2 separate regions of the Mus musculus genome follow, and region 1 is linked to region 2. The links are chromatin loops, found by intact Hi-C in ENCODE. Cell type or tissue: gastrocnemius. All regions are shown on one strand.

Region 1 (2,500 bases), 93 kb before region 2:
TGCTTCCCTGAGAGATGGGACCAGGAACACAGAGTTCTGTGATTTAAGAGACTCTCATGGTAAGGCAGCCTCCACAGCTCCCTGGCACTCTGGTACAGGTATTTGGTATTTGATATGTAGTTTGTGCTGTGTGCTATCTGGTTTTATGTCAATTTGACACAACCTAAAGTTATCTAAGAAGAAGGAAACTCAATTGAGAAAAATGCCTCCATAAGATTGGACTGGAAGCAAAATTGTAGAGCATTTTCTTAATTAGTGATTGGTGATAGAAGGCCCAGTCTATTGTGGGTGTTGCCATGTCTGAGTTATACACATATGAAGCAGGCTGAGCAAGCCACAAGTAAGCCAGTAAGCAACACACACACACACACACACACACACACACACACACACACACCCATTGCCTCTGCATCAGCTCCTGCCTCAGGATCCCTGCCCTGTTTGAGTTCCTGTCATGACTTCCCTCAAAAGGGAACTACAGTGTGAAAGTGTAGGCTGAAATAAACCCTTTTCTCCCCAACTTGTTTTCGGTCATGGTGTTTCAACACAGCAATAGTAGCCCTAACTAGGACAGGCTGCTTGGTAAGACAGGCTTCAGATCAAAGGAACAGGGGTCTTTCTTTATGTGTGGCAACCTGGGGGAATGTTCTTGTTTATTTATATTATAATCTGAGCACTCACTTTCTAGATACCAGCATCCCCTGCAACATACACTTGCACCCTTACAAGCCTTGACTGTAACTAGTCTTTACAATAAGACTAGCTAGGGTTCTAGTGGGAAAAGTCTAAGTCCCATTGTAGTATATTAAGCCTTCATAAATGGAGTATCTAATGGAAGGAATTATAATTCACTTTGTAGTTGAGCCACAGCCACTCAGACTGTGTTGGGAAGGGGGAAACTACTTTCTAACATAGCCCACCTTTAAGACTCCTACGTAATTATTATTTTGAATTAAAATCTGTCTTCATGTAATTTCTCGTCCTTTGGCCTAATACTCCACACCCTAAAGCGCCAACTATAATGGCGGTCTCATTAGAGTCCAATGAGTGCACACTCTTATAAGCCGTGTGCTTTTGACGTTATCATATCAGAAATTTACTTAGCTATGTTTGAGAAGACTCTTACGTTCCTGTCCACCATCCTTTCGCTTATAGATGTCACACTGCTTTTTAAACCAAGTAAAATCTGTAACATCTGCAACACACTACTTGACTTAAAGCCTCACTCGCTATGTTAACTTATTTTTACTTTCTGCCGTGTTGGGAATGTCACTGAGGACCTCGCACAACTCTCACCCCAGTGTTTCTAGCTATGAAAAATATAAAAATAATTTCATTATATTTAATGGCAGTGCCACTTAAAGCAAATGTTACCTCTCCTCACCTCCTTGTGCCTACTAAGAAGAAACACATCTGCTTTGAGTCTACCCAGCGGCTTCCAGCCCTGCCCACCCTCACCTTCCAGGCAAACGGAGAATGCGGCCGCTGATTGGCTGGCTAGGGCGCATCTTGATGACGTAAGCACGCGCCAGGCCAGGCCGCCTACCACAGCAGGTGGACAGGTCTTAAGCCGCGGCTTCTCTGAGGGGTAGACAGCTGGGCATGGGCCTCCCGAGGCTTCGCCATGAGCTTCCTGATCGACTCCAGCATCATGATCACCTCCCAGGTGAGCCTTGGGAGAACCTGGATTTGCTCAGCCCGCTCCCTTGCCCGGGTGGCGAAGGCTGACGTGTGGTGCTGTCACTCACCTAGCGTGCGTCCCCAGACTCTGGGGAGGGCCTGGCTGGCCCCAGCGCTGAGCCGGTGCCATGCGGGGGTCAGTACCCACGGCGCCCCGAGGCTTCCGGGCAGCTCCGCGGACCACGGAGCCTGGAGAAGCTTGGCTCCCGGCGGGAGGCCCACGGCAGCGTGCCTACCAGGGCTGAGGACCGGGACGGGTATGGGCTTTGCAGGATCCGGGTGCTGACACGTTTGCCTCCGCGAGGTCCAAGTCTGAGCTTTCCTTTGTGCAGTGACACCTCATCTTTCGTTCTCTGGTTGCTGTTCACTCTTTGCGGGTCGCGGTCGACCCACGTTTTCTTCTCACTTGGCCACCTCTATCTACCGTTAAACAAAACCGAAGAAGTATAAACCACTGGCAAGTTCTGCTCGCTTCGTCTAGTGAGCCTCTTGCTTTTCCCATCAGTCGTGTCTCTCCAGGGTTTCCTCCCACCCCACCCCAAGTGTTTATGATAGCCCTGATATCATGTATGTATTTATGTGCATAGCCATGTACCCACTTTCAAATGCAAGCACTCACTAAGCAACTGCAGACGCTTCTTTGCTTGCATTATCGCTCTCACCCCGCATCTTTCCAGTAAAAGATTTTTTTTTCTCTTCATCGCATCCAAATGGCAAGGGAAAGAAACAGTTCCCCTGAGGGACGTAAGTGAGGTACATCCTTGAATTTAGGGTTTGTGCAGCTGCATCCCAATGCTTCCCTCAGCAGAGCATTGCCCTC
Region 2 (2,500 bases):
GAGGGAAGTCTCAAAGTCTCAGAGAGCACTTTAGAGTTAAGCCTGGGCAGCTTAGCTCACACATGCTGTGCTGAGTCCTACAGGCTGCTCTCTTTAGTTCTGTGTTCGTGAGAAGACAGTAGGTGAGAGTCATCCCTTTTCATAAATATCAAGGAGATAAAGATCACTGCAAGAAAGCAACCAAAGGTTGCCAAGCCTGCGCTAAAGCCCTCAGGCCCAGCCTGGGCTGTGAACTACCTTCATGGAGCGTCTCTGAAGGGTGTTCATGTCCCAGAGGTCACACACTGGAGACGACAGAGCAAGGGCAGCCTTTAGCCACGGCATGATTTGGGCAGAGGAAGCCAGCCAATTCATTCCTGGGTTTATAAGAAATGGACAATTCTCCCTAAGTTCAGTCCCGGCCACTTCCTTGGGGGAGGGGGGGGGGAACACACCTTCTGCCTGTGAATCAGAGGTGGTTGTTAACCAAGGGGATGTGTGACCCTCTGCAAGTTCAGCTCGCAAATGGGATTTGTGAATCTGGGGATAAAACGCATCTCCGCCTGTGTCAGTCTCGACTAGGGAGCGGCCAATTGCTTCCACGGTAGACTCTGCCACTGGTAGAAAGCATGGGTTATCGTCAAAGCTGCCGGCAGCTGTCATAGCTGTCGCCACTTCATTAAACTAGACAGGGGTTGTTCCTGCAGAGAACACCCACGTGGAGGCTCAAAACCTCTAGAACTCCAGTTCCAGGGGATCCGATGCCCTCTTCTGGTCTCCACAGGCACCAGGCACACAAGTGATCACAGACATGCATGCAGGCAAAACAGCCCTACCCGCAAAATAAAATATTGAAATTTAAAAGGAGAAATTCTGATAGATATAGGATGGACACTAGATCCTAAAGATAGATATTCTTCTCTTGTATATTCTGTAACTCTGTCTTTATAGAATTTGTTTCCTTGCTTATCCTATACCTTTTGCTTTAGTGATTTTAGGCTCTTTTTTTTTTTTTTTAATTTCATATGTTATGAATGTTTTGCCTATACACACACGCACCACACGTTAGCCTGGTGTTCATACTGACCATGGTTAAGCCAGCAAGAAGGCTTAGGACAGTGGTGGGTGCTCTCAAACTGGAGTCACAGACCCTGGTAAGACACCGCGGGCGCCGGCACTCAACCCTAGCTTCTAAAGAGACAGCGCCCTCTAGCGGATAGAACTCCGGGCACTGCCCGTCTGCTACACATAAGGTGCTTGCTCCTGGCATCAAGGTGATTTCTGCCAAGAGAGTCCTTATCCCAGTAGTCCCCCGGGCCTGAATTTCTCCCTTTCTAACCCTCTGTAACCTGCATCCTCAATTCTGTTCTTTAGTGTCTGAGAGAAGAGAGGTGGCTGTAAGAGGAACCAAAGGGTTCCTCCAAACGGTTAGGAGTCTGGCTTCTCCACCCACTCTCTGCAACTTTAAGCGAGTCACGCGACTTCTCCGAGAGGTCTGCACAGAACACGTGATTAATGATGCTCAGAGTTTTATAAGAACTAAATACAACCATGGGTGTGGATGTGAACTGCAGCCAGCTGTGCAGCCAGAATAATGATAACGACTAGCATTTTATTGAGCAGCTGTGCTACGCCAAGCGCACACTATCTAAGCTGCCATATTAACCCCCTACCATCATTTTATCCATCAATAAACTTGTTTTCATAGAGATTAAGAAACTTTTCCAACATTGGACAACTAGTAATTAACAAGGCAGGTTTCAAATCTAACCTGACTCTTGAGCAGCGGTTCTCAACCTCCCTAATGCTGCGACCCTTTAAATACAGTTCCTCATGTTGCGGTGAGCCCAATCAATAGATTTGGGGGACAGAGTTCGAGACAGGGTTTCTCTGTATAGCCCTGGCTGTCCTGGAACTCACTTTGTAGACCAGGCTGGCCTCAAACTCAGAAATCTGCCTGCCTCTGCCTCCCGAGTGCTGGAATTAAAGGCATGCACCACCACACCCCGCTCTCATTAGATTATTTTGTTGCTACTTCAAAACTGTAATTTTGTAAGGGTTATGAATTGTAATGTAAATATCTGATACGCAGAATATCTGAGATGACTGTGGGTCGCGACCCGCAGGTTAAGAACTGGTGCTCTAAGAGGAGGTTTTTCAGGCACACAAACTCTTGTTTTGATGACCTGTCTGTCCCCATGTACCTGACATGTGCTAGTCACCTGTTTTCACTTTTCAAGGGTTTTACCTCGGATCTGCCACAGAAGCCTAAAAAATGTGATGGTGCCCCAGAAACTAGTTTTTAAGATGTACCTTGATTGTTTTTGACAGCTAATTGTACTAAAACAGAATTTGGACTTCCGATACCAAGTGTCTGATACTTGCCCTCTTGACTAAACACACTATCAAGTTTTACATTTTTGAGTTTGCTTAGAATATGTGTGTTGCAGTGGTTTGACAGAAAGACTTCTTCAAATGTTGAAGCTTAGGTCTGTGACATATACCAACAGCGTCTATTAAG

The links. Peaks named below come from ENCODE experiments on the same cell type or tissue, not always from the same donor. Only the 100,000 strongest peaks of a DNase experiment are listed, where the experiment ranks them.
Region 1: it touches region 2 in a loop (2.1-fold over the local background); 14 of 42 quality-filtered maps call a loop at or near these places.

What each region holds. Positions count from the first base shown.
Region 1 is chr3:96,904,348-96,906,847 of GRCm38, reverse strand. It overlaps Gpr89 (G protein-coupled receptor 89), which reads left to right and starts at 1,550. Exons shown (of 14, transcript NM_026229.4): 1 at 1,550-1,666. The coding sequence starts at 1,625. In gastrocnemius, no CTCF peak of the experiment used is centred here; a DNase peak (open chromatin) is centred at 1,509; H3K4me3 peaks cover 1,722 bases; H3K27ac peaks cover 1,350 bases.
Region 2 is chr3:96,811,553-96,814,052 of GRCm38, reverse strand. The region is part of intron 1 of Cd160 (CD160 antigen); the gene reads left to right. Among named protein-coding and RNA genes, the nearest start is that of Cd160, 1.7 kb to the left of the region's middle. In gastrocnemius, a CTCF peak has its summit at 1,207 (motif pointing left); DNase peaks (open chromatin) are centred at 713 and 1,185; H3K4me3 peaks cover 876 bases.